Regions from separate parts of the Homo sapiens genome. Here region 1 is linked to region 2. The links are chromatin loops, found by intact Hi-C in ENCODE. Cell type or tissue: PC-9. All regions are shown on one strand. Links, peaks and the distances in the headings refer to the core of each region. The heading gives the core; the rest is flanking DNA.

The links. Hi-C counts contacts between places; a loop is a spot of excess contacts. Peaks named below come from ENCODE experiments on the same cell type or tissue, not always from the same donor. Only the 100,000 strongest peaks of a DNase experiment are listed, where the experiment ranks them.
Region 1: it touches region 2 in a loop (3-fold over the local background); 4 of 110 quality-filtered maps call a loop at or near these places.

The regions. Positions count from the first base shown.
Region 1 is chr3:43,634,889-43,643,224 of GRCh38, reverse strand. It overlaps a transcript of ANO10 not described here. Among named protein-coding and RNA genes, the nearest start is that of ANO10, 17 kb to the right of the region's middle. In PC-9, for the core only: a CTCF peak has its summit at 4,495; DNase peaks (open chromatin) are centred at 3,974 and 4,364; H3K4me3 peaks cover 694 bases; H3K27ac peaks cover 2,097 bases.
Region 2 is chr3:43,874,703-43,883,038 of GRCh38, reverse strand. The region is part of intron 1 of LOC107986081 (a long non-coding RNA gene); the gene reads left to right. Among named protein-coding and RNA genes, the nearest start is that of ABHD5, 190 kb to the right of the region's middle. In PC-9, for the core only: a CTCF peak has its summit at 3,675 (motif pointing left); DNase peaks (open chromatin) are centred at 3,608 and 8,098; H3K27ac peaks cover 1,211 bases.

The DNA of each region.
Region 1 (8,336 bases), core at 127-8,126, 240 kb after region 2:
CCCGTCTCTACTAAAAATACAAAAAATTAGCCGGGCGTCGTGGCGGGTGCCTGTAGTCCCAGCTACTCGGGAGGCTGAGTTAGGAGAATGGCGTGAACCCGGGAGGCGGAGCTTGCAGTGAGCCGAGATTGCGCCACTGCACTCCAGCCTGGGCAACAGAGCAAGACTCCGTCTCAAAAAAAAAAAAAGAAAAAAGAAAAGAAAATACATCTCTACAAATAATCAGTAACATTTGCACAAGGTTATGTAACACAACATTGTTTGCAGTAGCAAAAGATTAGAAATAATCTAAACATCCACCAACAAGAGAGGCTGTAAATAAACTGCAGTACATACATGAATTGGCGACCAGGCATCATAAAACACAGAAAAAAAAAAATGTCTGTGAATTGAAACAATCTCCAGAATATATTTTTAGATTTAAAAAGTTAGTATAGTATGCTATATTTTGTGTGTAAGGGGGAAAAAGGAGGAATAAGAATATATTTAGGTATTCGCCTATATTTGCAAAAAGAAGCAATAAAAATAATTACCTATAGGAGGTGGGGGGAATGAAGTGAAGGGAGAGGGTTAGGAGTGAAACTTCTGTGGGTTTGGTTACCTTTTCGTGTATTTTTTAACTTTGGGACCACATAAATGTTTTATATATTTAAAAAATTCAAATAAAAAAGACAAAAGTAAAATCCTAAAATGGAAAACAATTGGGACCAATGAGCTTAACTTTATTTCAAATGTGGCAACCACAGCTATACAAAGAACAGAATTATTTCAGTACTTTAATTATACACTCATAATGGATTTGATCTAAGGATAAATGAATAGAAGGAAATCTTAAATTTCAGTCAGTAATTTATTATTTATATAGTATTATAATTCTGAACTAGGAGAAAACAAGTGTACAATTCTGAATTAGGAGGAAAGAAACACTATATTATTACAAACCAAAACTTTCAGTGTAACAGAAAAGAGAGGCAAAAACAACTATTAAGTCAAAGAACTTAAAATAAAACACTGTAAGGTTAAATTTGCATTGAGAAATTCACATTAAATAACCTTTTAAAAGTGTATTTGTCATTCCTGGATCTGTTCACTGAAAGGGCTTTGAAGCAATGATACCCTTGTGTCAATTAACATACCTTGCCCCTTGATCTTGGCATCGAAATATCATTTCTCACCAGTAAGGAGAATGTCCTTATTAGGAAATGCATGTTGAAATATTTAGCAATGAAATGGCATGAGTCTACAGTTTATTTTCAAATGGCTCAGCTGTGTGTGTGTATCTGTGTATGTCTGTATGTGGGTGGGTGGGTAGGTGGTAAGGATCTAATTATTACACCAAGCAATCCCTTTTCCTGCACCTGGCATAACCTCCTGTAGAATGAGCTCAAGCTTCCCACACTCGCTTGATGACATGGCCTCCATTCTGAAGATGAAACAAAACTTGGAGGAGCACTCATGTAAAGATCTAAATTACTAAAATGCCTGTGCCTGAGACTCAGAGATCCTAAAAATAGACAGTGCCATGTGTGCTCTAATTTTCTGCTTAAAGTGACTTAAATCCTTTCAATTCAGACATTTTCAATAGAATATATGGTACTTCAACCTTATAAGTCAAATGCATTTGTTGAAATAACATTTCTCAGTAGTTTTTTCAGTTTCCGTGGCTGCAATGGGTGGAGAACTTTCATTAGCAGTTATTGGCTTTGGTGTGGCAATGGATGTTGCACAAAGGCCTTTGCTTGGGAGTTGGGAAACACAGGTTCTCATTGGGCTCTATAACTAACTTGCTATGTAGCTTTGTATAAGTCATATCACCTTTTGGGATCTTGGTCTTTCAACTGCCGAATATAGGTATTGGATTTTTCTTCTACTGTAAACAGTGATTTGGAATTTTCTCCAAGTAGAGTGATATGTCTACCATAACAGGGGTAACAAGAAAGAAACAAGAGTGAGAGTTTATTACAGCATGAAGTGGCACCAGGAATAGGAAAGGAACCCCCAATCCAGATAATTTTTTGATATCAATCTTGTGTCAAATTCTTTAAACATATGACAATGAATAAGAGCAACAAATGAATCCTCAACTATAAGAACAATATTTTGGTATATAATTTTATGTATAATTATCCTTAGTTCCAATAATTATTTTCTTTTTCTATCTAGAAGGAAAAGGATGGATTCTGAGTGGTTCCAGCTAGCCATAGCTCCCTATAGCTGCAATTCATGTGGCAGCCTGCGTGTATGCTAGCGTTGGCTGAGGATTTTTAATGCACTTCAGATTTTGGTTTAATATGCTTGCAAATAACTTACCATGGAAGTCCCCTTGAAACACATTAAATTCTCTGTTTACTCGCATGACTGGGGAATTAGACAATCAACCATGACAATCTATCAAAAGTATTAGAATACAAAAAGCACTAAGCATGAAATCTTATTGAAAACCATTTCATTCTCTTAATTATTCATTAGGTTCCTCAGACTCTGAGAGACCTTCAAGGTCATTATTATGAATATTAATTATCACTGTAATGTGGCAATGGAAAAATGCATTTTAAAAGAGTTCTGTTCAGTAGAATACTGCTAGTAAAAGAATTCACCATTTTATTTGGGAGTGTGTGCTCTTCTGCTTTTTTGCTACATGGTGAGAAAATAGGAACATTAGAAATGAAACTTCCAGAATCTTTTTAGTGCATGGGATGGGTTCCAGTTTGCATGATTCCTGTGCAAAGGCCTGGGAGGAAGGAGTACCTGCTGACTGGGGTCAGGGAGGAGTGGAATGAAGTAGTGCCAGGCAAAGATGGCAAGTTCTCCACTGGCCAGGGTTGATGCTTTGCCCTGCTAGCCAGTTGTTTTTAAAAAAATTCAGCCAATATCCACCAGATGCCTTCTCTTCACCATGCTTTTTGTTGGTTTAGAAACAACAGAATGGACTTGGTTGAGTGGTGCAGCTTCAAGTAAACTCTTTCCACATTATAAGCTGGGGGTATATTTTTTAACCTTTTCTTCCCTGTTCCCTCAAAGCACACAACCAGCAATGAGAGGTCTTGTGAAATTGAAACCCATTAAATATAAAGACATCTAATGACTGATGTGTTTAAATATCAATCCTTCAAGTAAAGCTTTGTAGAGTGGTTCATTTTGGAATGATTGTCCAGAACACTGTTTTCAGACCTACTCTGTGTCCTCTTCCTTTACCACCCCACTTTCACCCTAACATACATCTTCTGCAACCCCGACTCTCAGGACTAGGCTTGCTTAGGCTAGCGACACTCCAGTGAGTTCAGCTGGTTGTGCTAAGACAAAATAATGCTGGAGACATTCTCTGAATGAACTGGGGTGCCATCCAAACAGGCTCATATCTGAAAGTATACTATTGTGCCAGGTCCTACTTTCTAAAAAGGCAGAATTGTCTACATTTTCTTTTTCTTTCTTTCTTTTTTTTTTTTTTCTGAGATGGAGTCTTACTCTGTCGCCAGGCTGGAGTGCTGTGGTGCGATCTCAGCTCACTGCAACCTCCGACTCCCTGGTTCAAGGGATTCTCCTGCCTCAGCCTCCTGAGTAGCTGGGATTACAGAGCTGGGATTACAGGCATGCACCACCACGCCCAGCTAATTTTTGTATTTTAGTAGAGACGGAGTTTCACTATGTTGGCCAGGATGGTCTCAATCTCCTGACCTCGTGATCCGCCCACCTCGGCCTCCCAGAGTGCTGGGATTACAGGCGTGAGCCACTGCACCCAGCCAGAATTGTCTGTATTTTCATCACAAATTGATTCTTCAACTTATTTTAGTTGTGTGGCATTTGGATCTATGTCTTAAACATTAGTGCTAGAAATGCACTGTAAACACCTAGCAAGGGTGTGGACGGGAGCCCTCTAGATCTAGTGAGGGCAAACTGGCTGAGTCATCTGATCTCTGGGCTGGCTGCACTGCGATGACTTAAAATGTGAAATTCTTTGACGCCCCTTTCAAAAGATGAAGGCTAATTCCTCTCCCCTGGAATGTGGGCTGGACCTAGTGATGTGCTTCTAACAACTAGAACAACACAGAAATGATGGTGTGTGACTTTGGAGAGTAGGTGATTCCCAGGTATTACAGCTTCCTGCTTGCTCGCTCTCTCTCTCTGAGCCCTCCCTCTGCAGGAAGCCCATGCCATGTCCTGAGGACGGGTGAGCAGCCTGGTGGAGAGATCTATCTGGTGGGGAACTGAGACTGCCTGCAGTCATGTGAGGGAGCCACCTTAGAGGCAGACCCTCCAGCCTGAGTCAAGCCTTCAGATGACTGCAGGTGACATCTTGACCACAACCTCAGGATCAATTCTGAGCCAGAACCACTCAGCTAAGCCACTCCCACATTCCTGTCAGAAACTGAGTGACATAATGACTCTGTGGTTTTTAGGCTGCTATATCTGGGAGCAATATGTTCAACAGGAGTGGTACCTACCTTGAGTATTAATAATTGTTGAGAGTCACCTTTCTCACCCCTTCACTTGATGGCGCTGTGGTGCAACTGCAAACTCCTGTGGCAACGACTTGTCTCGCTGTACAGCAGGTGTGTAACTTCCTACCCAGTGAGTGCTGGGAATCAGGCCCTTGACCACCGTTTCACAAACCTCTAGCTGCTCTCTGGCTACTTGTGAGTTAAAGTATTTTTACCCTTTAAAAAATACTTACTAAACATTTCATTTTTCACAAATAGGTAGAAAAAAGATTTGTCACAATATCCCATCTATATCCCATTGAGCAGACTGAATAGCCAACATTATATGCATTTATTGCTTGATTCTGAAGACTAAAAATCCCAGTGAAATGACACATGCTTTAATAGGGGTAATTATAATACAAAATTTCCAATTTGTATTATTTTTATTAACACCATAAAAACATCTCAAAAAAGCTTCTCTTCTTAACTTTTTGTAAATTGTGATCAAGAGGATTAATATAAATTGCATAATTTCAACAAAAATATCTATTTCTTACTTGTGAAAATTATTCATCTCTTCAATTGTAATGCAAGTTCGAAGGTTATCCTTACAAATGAGCAGTTTATAGCCTGGTTAGTCAATGACCATTTATACATTTCTGTCTGGAGAAGGCAGATTTTCAGGAGGAATAATGTAGAGTTTAGGTTTTCACAAGATGATCTCATTAAGAATTTTTAACTTATAGTTCAATTAAACGACGTATCTCAATTTAATCTGCTTGTATTTGAAGATAAATATGCACATTTCCTTTATGCTTTATGAAGGAAACAATTTTTAAAACTCGATGGAATTCTGCTTTGGATATTTTTATGATTACTCATTCATTGCTGCCCATTATATTCTTATACTGTATTCAGAACAGGTAGTAAATCCCACTAGTTCTAAAAGGGAAAATGACAACTTTCTGATTTATCCTCCAACAATGGTTACTTTTTGCCTCATAATTTGTTTTCTTTAAGACAAAAGATAAAAAGCAAGATTTGAGAGAGGTTCCTGGATCAACTGGCTCAATCTGCTTAGTTCTACAAAGTGGAGTTTCTGGGCATCATTCTTCATTTCTGTACACAAAGTGCTGTGAAGCTCAAGAAGAAATAGCTCTGCACAGGAACGATGTGCACTGCCCTACTGCTTCTTTATCTAGTAGGTGAAAAAAAAAAATGCCCTGACGCTGTCTCTTGGGCTGTTTTATTCTTCTTCTAAATTTTGGTCCTAATTCTCCGTGATGCTATTGTTTTTAATTGGGGCGTTTGTTTGTTTGTTTGTTTGTTTGTTTTGAGATGGAGTCTCGCTCTGTTGCCCAGGCTGGAGTGCAGTGGCGCCATCTCGGCTCATTTGCAGCCTCCGCTTCCCAGGTTCAAGTGATCCTCTTGCCTCAATCTCCCGAGTGGCTGGGATTACAGGCATGCGCCCCCAAGCCCAGCTAATTTTTGTATTTTTAGTAGAGACCGGGTTTCACCATGTTGGCCAGGCTGGTCTTGAACTCCTGACCTCAGGTGATCTGCCCACCTTGGCCTCCCAAAGTGCTGGAATTACAGGTGTGAGCCACCGCACCCAGCTTTTTGTTTGTTTTTTTGAGACAGGGTCTCACTCTGTCACCCAGGCTGGAGTGCAGTGGTGCAAACACAGCTCACTTCAGCTTCCACCTCCCAGGCTCAATTGATCCTCCCACCACAGCCTTCCTGCTAGCGGGGACTGCAGGCATGCACCACCACGTCTGCCTGGCTAACTTTTATTTATTTATTTGTGGAGACAGAGTCTCATCATTTTGCCCAGGCTGGTTTTGAATTCCAGGGCTCAAGGATCCACTCGCCTTGGCCTCCCAAAGTGCTGGGATTATAGGCCTGAGCCACTGCACCAGGCTAAATGGGGCCTTTTTAGTGGTGACAGAGACCAGGTGTTTTTCAGTTTTTGAGACTCCCAATATATTTTAAAAAATAAAGAAATATCAATTCAGGTTTACAACAAATTTAAATGCTAGATACTTTCAACATCCACATTTAACAAAGAACGTCTATTAAACACAAAAATATATGACAATATATTGTACAAATTACAAGATAAAGGATTTGTGAGAAATATTAAATTCATTGTGTATAATTATTACTACTGTGGTCTGTTAATGAGACACAAGTTTAAAGTTGTTTTGAAGGATGTCTTCTTTCAATCCTCTCTGTATAGCTCTGTAACTACTTCTGTACCCTCAGAGATGGTGTTTCAACTTAAAACTTGTGAATGTGAAATATGAGCCAAAAGACTCTCTCGGCCCTGAAATGACCTTTGTAGCAGATGCTGCCAGAGGCCCCCTGTTATCCTCCCTGGACTCTCCAGCTAACCTGATGTCAACTGCCAGTGTGTGCATCTCCTTACCTGAGGGCTGTTCTGGTGGCAGGAGTCCTTGCTACTCACAGAAATGGCCACCAGAAGTGCCAGAAAAATTAACCTCCCTTGGCCAGCAGTCCTCAACCAGCTCCCTCACTGACACTGATGTGCAGGTGTCTCCTATGCTGGTTGCTGGAGTCAACCACAGCAGCAGCCTTCTTGACAACATACCCTTCACTGGCTGCCTTCCTTTCCATCTCTCTTCTTCACTCCCCTACCTATGTCTCCTAGGCTCTCCCTTCAAATAAACAGCTTGCACTTGAATCTTTGTTTCAGGGTCTGCTTCCGGGGAAACCTACACTAGGACAACTCTGTTTTTTGGGTTTTTTTTGTTTTTTTTTGTTTTTTTTACTTGTTTGTTAAGGATTCACCATATAAGAATTCACCATATAAAAATGCTAACGTCTGACACATTGGACCACTCAAAGAGAAGATATCAGAGCTGGGCCGGGCATGGTGGCTACGCCTGTAATCCCAGCACTTTGGGAGGCCTAGGCGGGTGGATCATGAGGTCAGGCTATCGAGACCATCCTGGCCAACAAGGTGAAACCCCATCTTTACTAAAATACAAAAAAATTAGCTGGGCATGGTGGGTGCGCGTCTGTAGTCCCAGCTACTTGGGAGGCTAAGGCAGGAGAATTGCTTGAACCCAGAAGGCGGAGGTTGCAGTGAGCCAAGATCTCACCACTGCACTCCAGTCTGGTAAAAGAGCGAGACTCCGTCTCAGAAAAAAAAAAAAAAAAGATCAGAGCTTACCAGATTATACGAACTAAAGAAACCAAAACTATAATGTCAGATTAAGTCAAAGACCTTTAAAACATTACCATTGTCTATTTCATCACATAGATAAAGGACTATATTTACTTTATAAAAGTCACAATTCATCTTCAGCCATGAACTTGTGTTTACTAGAGAATACTTGAATAGCAGTCAGTGTAACATCTATAGGTTATATGGCCAGATGGAGGGATTTTTGTTTAAGTCTAGGATACATGAACGAGGACTTGAAGTGTTGTTCATGGTGACCCAGAGTTCAGACGATTAGCATTTGACATCACAGAGGGTTCTGGTACTCAAATTTAGCTCTGAATGTTTTGCAGTCTGTGCTTGAAGAGATGGATTCCGGCTATGAGTGTCCTAAATGATGTGTAGGCTGTTACATGTGGGCTCAGTATCCTTGTTCTTTTGCATTAGGACCAAAGAAGATCATGCTGCTGCACATATTCCCAAGAAAGACATAACTGGCAGTAACATTGCATTTGAGGCCCTTTTGCATCAATGACCCCTCCCTCCCTCCTTTCCTCATCATCCTTCTGCCCCAGCTCCATGGACTTCTCCTTGTGTCCTTAGTCCACACCATGCTTTCCTGCCTCTATACATCTGCTCATGTCTTCCTTCTTCCTGGAATGCCTGACTATTCCACTTCCCACCTGCTGCCTAATTCACACATGCCACAGGACCACATCTCCTTTCAT
Region 2 (8,336 bases), core at 189-8,188:
GAGCCTGAGGTTGCACATGAAGGGTCAGATGCTGTGGGGATGTTTTGTTCTTGTTTTAAATATTCTAGAAGAAATTGGGCTGAACCAGCATCTAAAATACTTCAGTAAAAAATACCGTGGGTGACTGTGTGTCTTCAGAATACCCAGGACCAAGACTGGTGGAGGCCTGAGTAGCACAGAGACCTGGGACTTCCTTCCTTCATGTGAATTGGAGCTGCAGCGTATCGTGGTGATTAGACTCGGGGTTGTAAGGCAGAGCTGCAGCTTCCTTAGCTGCACTGCTTCCTGGTAGTTAAGAAGGTTACTCCACGCCCCAAGCCTTGAAGCCCTGATACACAGATGGGAATTACAGCTATATCTAACTCACCAAGTTGTTGTGAAAAGTAAATGGGATAAGCCAGTGTTTCTCACATTTTGGGTATTTGCATACCACCTTCACACTTTCCTCCTTACCTGTGTACCATCTCTTATTATTTAGTTGATATTTTTTTTAAATTGGCCCTATTTTAAACCTTAGCCTCATTCTAAGCGATAATATCTATGAATTCTCCAGGTAAACATGAAGATATATATATATATCTTCAATATAGATATATAAATATATATATATATCTTCAATATAGATATAAAAATATATATATATATATATATATATTTTTTTTTGAGATGGAGTCTCGCTCTGTTGCCCAAGCTGGAGTGCAATGGTGTGATCTTGGCTCACTGCAACCTCCACCTCCTAGGTTCAAGTGATTCTCCTGCCTCAGCCTCCCAAGTAGCTGGGATTACAGGCACCTGCCACCATGCCTGGCTAATTTTTGTATTTTTAGTAGAGACGGGGTTTCACCATGTTAGCCAGCCAGGCTGGTCTCGAACGCCTGACCTCAGGTGATCCACCCGCCTCAGCCTCCCAAAGTGGCATATATTTTTTCTAATACACAGTAGAATAAGATGTTAGTCTTAGATTGTTAGTCTTAAACTGAGAAAATGACCATCTCACTCATGAAAAGTAATGCAGTGCTACACTTTGGTGAACACTGAGCTGATCTTTACATTCAGGCAGAATCTGGTGTTCGGCAAATATTTGCTATGCTGGCACCTTCGATGCTGGCCGATGCTTTGTCACTTACTTCCTGAGTGTGGGCTGCTCGTTTATCTCCAGCTCTTCTGTCTTGCTTAGGAGCATCTTGCCAGTGGAGCGATGGCCGTCTCCCACCGACTCTGCAGTTGCTCATGGACCTGGCTCTTCCATGCCCATGCAAAGGCCTTCTTCTTGAAGCTCTTGTCATCCATCTCTACTTCCTTCTCCCCTCCCAGTGGCCATCTTTCATAGCCTCCTGGTCATTTCCTTTCTTCCCTGAAAGCTTTCGCACCTGCCTCTTGGCTTTGCTCTCCACTCTAGGCTTATCCATAAACCTTGATGACTTCAATGACATCCAACATCTTGTCTCAAAGGTCCTTGACCTCTTCACCTCCAATAACTATCTTCCCCACGACCTCTTCAGCAAACCTGGCACAGCCACATCCTATGGAGCATGCCACCTGCTAGAACTACACAATCTCAGAAATCTTTCCATCTCAGACTTCACCCTCTTTCCCTCCAACTCCTTGTGGCCTTATTCCCATGTTTGGTTCTTTAAACTCATTAGAACTCAAATTCCTTGATGCTCGCTTTTCTCACAGGTCTGCATCGACCTTCACTGCCCAGTCTAGGCCCCATGAGGCATTGCTTAGCAACTTGGAAGTTCCTGGCCATTTTCAGATTCCACCACACCCACCTGCAAAGCCCCAATCTTGGAGCAATTAACCTACCTGCAGGCCAGTCCTATTCCTGGGACTGCAGTGGGGCGTGTGTGGGCTGAGCACTGTTGAAGAAAATCTACTCATCTTTTTCTCAGAAGTTTGTTTTGTTCTTATTTCCCTATTTGTGGTACTGTTTCTGTTAGATAAGTGTTCTGAAAATGATAAAATGCTAAAAAAAAAAAAAGTAAAGTATTTGTATCTTTATCATAAAGACCTGACCTCTCCCATGGAGGGGTTTACAGTCAATTGATTAATTGTGAGAACCATGCCCCTGTAATCATTTGGATTTTACACTTCTGTTTGGAAGGCCCTTCCCCTTCTAACTCAACTTTCAAGACTGTCCAAAATCAGTTCTTACAGGAAATCTTGTCTGTGACCCAGACTTGGTTAGGTGGTTCCTCTCCAGCTATGCTTTCATAGCACTTATCACAGGACTTTGCAATGAGCTACTTATGTAGCTGTCTCCCCTATTTGACTGTGATGTGGGTTTTTGAAAGGAAGGACTTTGTCCTACTCTTCTTGGTTCCTCCACCTCTCACCCCAGAGCAGATTCACAATAGTTGCTTGTTAAACAAAACTAAAATGACCTAAAGCCAGAAGGAGAACTTCAGCATCTTTTGGAGAAGAAAAAAAAATTTCTTGCATTAAAATTATGCTAAGCTGCAATAGACAATTAATATTTTGTCTATTTAGATCTCCAACTATGTGTTATGGAAGTTAATCACAGGATCACTTCCTCTTGGCCACTGTTGATTGGCTTCAGTTGGGCCAATCAGAGTGTTCCCTGGGATCTTTTGAACTGGAATTAGAGTACAAGACATAGTTCCTCCTTGTTGGTGAAGCTGTGAAATGTGAGGCAGGGGGGCTGCTGAGAGCCATGTTCACCTCCATTTAGAAGAAGCCAGTGTGCAATGAGAGTGATGTACACAGGACCAGAAGTGGATTCCTGCTTCCCGCTGTTCCAGGTGCCTAGGCTGCCAGTCTGTGAGAGATACAGACAGTCCTCTCATCAAATTACTCTTGGTCCTAAGGTAGATAGAGCTGAGTTACTGTCGTTTACAGTTAAAAGGAGCCTGACCTATTCATGTGCTCATCCTTTGCTATTGATTTTTACTTCTCTTAGGACAACTAAACCAACTTAAAATAAAAAATGGTCAAGAGATATGGACTGATGGTTGACCTGATAATTTAATGACCCTTATTTTTTTCTGATTATTTTGTTAGGGTATAATTTACCCAGAGTAAAATTCTCCCTTTTTAGTGTATGGTTCTGCAAGTCTTGAGAAAAGCATAGTCTTGGAACCATTATCACAGTCAAGATAAAGAACAATTCTTTCACCCCAGAATTTCTCTGTTCTCCTTTGGTGTTTAATCTTTGCCCCAATCCCAGCTTCTGGCAACCAGTGATCTGTTTTCTGTCCTTATAGTTCTGCCTTTGCACAAATGTCATGTATGTGGAATCCTACAGTATGTAGGAATTAACACAACACATGTACGATTCATCTGTGTCATTGAGTGTATCAGTAGTTCAGTCCGTTATCTTGCGGTTTTGTATTCCGTTGTACAATGCACCACAGTTTCTTAATCTATTCCCCAGTTGTAGGACATGCGAATTGTTTCCAGAGGGTTTTTCTCAGTGTCTGCTTCAATCTTAGCTTCAGGTATTATTGCACCTGCACCTCTGAGAGGCTGTCTCTCCTAGCAATGCTCCTGCCCCTGTCCTAGCAATAGATGGTGTCCCTTGTTACCTGACACTTGTTGACCCAGTCACAGTGTGTGGGTGGGAGAAGGAGCGTTCTTTGTTCTGATTCAACCTGTCAGGCAGGCACCATGCCGGTGTCTCAAGAATGAGGCCTTCTAAATGACTCTGCACTGCCCCCAGCTGTAGGAGACTTTTACTAGTTTGAGCCTCTTTCTCAGGGGTGGAGATTTTTTTCTGTTCTTTTCCTCCAGCTGCAGTGGGTGCTCTAAAGGCAGCGGAGTCCGCTGCCCTTCTCTTAGCAACTTATCATCATTCCACAGGGAGGAAGGACCTCTTACTGTTCCTGCAGCAGCTGCTGCTGTTCCCTTGCCCAAGGGCTGCACCACGAAAGACGCTTTCTCAGGACTCTTGCTCTGCTCCAAATCTTTCTTATGAGTGCTTGGTGAGATCAGGGAAGAAAAGCCTGCTAGTATGTACAAATTCCCTCGTGTCTCAGTCTCTTTGGGTTGCTATAACAAAATACCATAAACTGCGTGACTTATAAACAACAGAAATTTATTTCTCACAGTTCTGAAGGCTGGTAAGTCCAAGATCAAGGTGCTGGCAGATTCATTGTCTGGTGAAGGCTGGCTTTCCTCAGAGATGGCTGCCTTCTCACTGGGTTCTTATGTGGCAGAAGGGGAAGCCAGCTCTCTCTGGGGTTCCTTTAATAAGGGCACTAGTCACATTTATGGAGGCTCTGCCCTCATCATGACCTAAGCACCTCCCCAAAGCCCCACCTCCAAATACCATCACCTTAGGGGTTAGAGTTTCTTTTTTTTTTTTTTTTTTTTTTTGAGATGGAGTCTCGCTCTGTCACCCAGGCTGGAGTGCAGTGGCACAATCTCTGCTCTCTGCAAGCTCCGCCTCCCAGGTCACGCCATTCTCCTGCCTCAGCCTCCTCAGTAGCTGGGACTACAGGTGCCCACACCATGCCCGGCTAATTTTTGTGTGTGTGTGTTTTTAGTAGAGATGGGGTTTCACCGTGTTAGCCAGGATGGTCTCGATCTCATGACCTCGTGATCCACCCGCCTCACACTCCCAAAGTGCTGGGATTACAGGCGTGAGCCACCGTGCCCGGCTGGGGTTAGAGTTTCAACACAGCACCTGCGTCTGTGGCACCCAGGGGCTCCATATTTTCACACTAACCTCACTTAGGCTTTAGCAAGTCATTAAAAATTTTAGGTGAACTCTTCTCACTGACTAGTATGGCATCTGGTGACATCTGTTCTAGGTAAGCAAGTGCTGATGTCCCCTCTTTCCTTACAGGTACTTGTCTTTCTTTAGATTTTGAGTTGTTTACCCTGTGGCTTCAGCTCTCCTATAGGTTCAAGAAAAGTTGTGAATTTGCACAATGGTCAGTTTTTTCTCATCGTAAGGGTGGAAATGATGTTTCCCCAGCTTTCTACATCTTAAGCAGAAACCAGAGCCCATCCTCACTTTTAAACAGAAGGTGGGAGGACAGAGCCCCAGTGGTGAAGGGAGAGTCATTGGCTTAAAGCTGGGGGAGGGGACTCCCAAGGGCCAGCTCCAGCCCTGGCTATATTCCAGTTGAGCCACAGGTGTTTGAACAAAAACTTGAGTTGGCTTCAAACATTTTAAAATCTGAAATTTTCTCATTTAAAAAATCTGGATTTTTGCTTTCTCTTGGAAAAACTTCCTGCTGTGATCATCACCAGGATACTTTTTTGGTGTGGGGCACATTCTCCTTTCCCTGTCATCCCCACCCCCCCACGGAACACTCACCTGCTTCACCCATTTTCCTAACCTGCCTGGTCCCTGTGGGCAGGGATGGGGCTGAACCAGTGTGCTCTGGTAAAGTTCTACCAGTGGTGGAGATGTCAAAATAGTCCCATGCCTGTGAGTAAACAGCCAGCTCCCTGAGCCCTGGGAGAACCCATCCATCAGCTAGACTGGCACCTTCCCTAGGACCTTCATTCCCAAAGGGGTAAAGTTAGCAAACCCAGTGGCTGTGGTGCAAAGCTGTGGCCGGCACCTGTGCTGACTGCTGTCCTGGCCCATGCTAGCATAGGATGCCTACTGACAGGATGACACTCAAAACACTGAAGTTTGCAACTCCCGACTTAAAGTACCACACACAAGCTCCTTGCTCTCAGAAGGTGGAAGCAGGTAGAGTGATGCTGTTTAAGGTGATATTTTCAAACCTTTCAAGCCTAGTAGTAGAAATCAGTGTAAGCGGTGAAAATGTGCTTTGGATATTGGTTCTAGGAGAGTAAAGAAGAGACCAAAAACAAATAGGAAGTGAGAAATTAAAGAATACATCGAAGAGAAGCTTAAGCTACAGGAAAATCAAGAAACAGGGCTGATACATGTCGGAGATAAACGAAAAATGGCTATACCTCAGGGTAGCCCATTATCAGGGATTTTTTGGCCTCTTTCTACTTTAAAATGATACATAATTACAATAAAGTAACTGTTTTGTAATTAAATACCAAAATAATTAAATTTGAAATTAAACATGATAACATCAAGTTGTTCTGACAGGATTAATTTGTGTCTTAATCTGATAAATCACTTTCATTATTATTAGGATTAAGTTTTAGAGGGAAGAAATTGCAAAAGGAATAGTTCCCGCATTCCACAGAGAAAGACTGACAGGGCTTTGATTCCTCTCACACAGAGCTCTCTCAAAGGTCAAGTGCTGGAGGCTGATTTTTAAGGCACAATTGGAAGAACAAGAGAAGATATTCTTGAAAGGACTGTTTTTCTGATATTCATACCTCAACTATTTTGTGCTTGGATTTTGAAAAGTAACCAAAGTTTCCTCACAAGTTTCTGATCGAATAAATAAATTAATCAGAAGCCAAAAAAAGTAGCCAAATTAATAGTTTCCCATCAAACAACAAACATTTAGTGTCTGTTTTGTGCTAAGTAATACGCTAGAAAATGCAAGCGCATGGGAAGACATGTAAAATACAGTCTCTTCTTTCCAAATGCAAGGCTTTCTTCTCTTGCTGTAAAGAAAAATAATGTATGCATATAGAAAATAAGATGGCAATCCGAAATTCAATAATAATAGAAGGTGCCTATTTGGTAAGACCACAGTACCCAGATATTTTGTTAAACTGTATTTGTTATTCGATATGTTCTGTGAAGGTATTTTTTTTAGAAGAGATTAACATTTAAATCAGTAGACTTTGAATGAAGCAGGTTACCCTCCATAATGTGAGTGGGCCTCATCCAATCAGTTGAAGACCTTAATAGAAAAAGACTAGCCTCCCATCAGAAGGGGAATTCTGCCAGCAGACCACCTTTGGACTTGAACTGCAACTCTTCCCTGGGTCTCCAGCCTGCTGGCCTACCCTGCAGATTTTGGACTTGCCAATCCTCCACTATCACACGAGCCAATTCCTTAAAATAAATCTCTCTCTATATATATATATACACACATCCTGTTGGTTCTGTTTCTCTGGAGAACCCTGACTAATTCAGCACCAAAGTAAGAGATGCCTCAGGGAAGCTCACTCTGTCTTTGGCAGGCTCTATTGTTATAGCAGCAAAGTGCTACAGGTTGGATGAGCCCACGGTGCCCTGATAAAACTGCATTTATAGAAACAGACAGCCCGCCCGTGGGCCACAGTTGGCCAATATGTTTTTTTAAAACTATTGCACAAAAATGTTATTTATCTTGACTACTGAGTTTCTTGGTGTCCCCTTCCATTTTTCACTCCAGATGATGCCTCTCTTGCCCCAACACAGTCCCCACCTGGCTCCTCAAGCAACGTGATCTGAATGGTGTCCATGGGGATAGAGTTCAACTAGCAGGACCAGAAAGCAGCATGGACATGCTGGAAAGATGGCCCTACCATTCTGTACAACCTTGAATAGCTCTTAAACTTCATTGGGCCTTGTTTCTTCTTCTAAAACTAAGTGTTGTAAAAAAAAAATATGAATATAGCAAGTCTTCACACAGGTAGCATCCTGGGTGGAGTGATCTCCATGAAAAGGCCCAGTGAATCCCTGAGATGCTGGGTCGCTGCGCAGTTTCCCAAGGTTCTGGCCATGATCCCTGCTCCAGCCAGCCCAAGGAGAAAGCCTGGGTGGCCTAAGAGGAAGTGCCATCCCTGGTAGGGTGGGCTGAGGGGCCCTGGGAGTGCCTGCCTCTTGGGCTGGATGAAAGTGGACACCTGCCTTCAAGCATGTGTCTCAGTCCACAAGTTATAGGAGAAAGAAGGAGAGGAGAAAGCAGAGGTAGAAAACAAAAGAATCACTCACCCTACAGACTGCCTGCCAAGTTCCTCTGCTGCCTGGAAAGCCCAAGGAGAATTCAGAGATCCCATTAGGTTGGAGCACAGGGCAGGACTGCTTAGGGCAAGATGCTGGTCAGGCTCTCTGAGTTCCCAGGCTCTCAATTTAGGGATTGTTTACTACCCTGCTGGCCTCTCTTTGTATTAGCCACTGCAGCCTTTGAATAAAAGGCATGATGGAGTTGCCAGCCAGAAGTCATTGTGGCCTTTTCTCAGGATCTCAGAGGGCACCCTTTGTCCAGCAAGGTGGCTGCATAGTGGATGATACTTGAAGGGTGTGGCAAGATTTACAGGGACTATGGGAGACTGGCACTGACTCATTGGTTTAGAAAGGACTTGCTAGGCTGGGCAGGCCAAGGTGGGAGGATCCCTTGAGCCCAGAAGTTCAAGACCAGTCTGGGCAATGTGGTGAACTCCATCTCTACTAAAAATACAAAAAATTAGCAGGTGTGGTGGCATGCGCCTATAGTCCCAGCTACTCAGGACACTGAGGTGGGAGGATCACTTGAGCCTGGGAGGTTGAACCA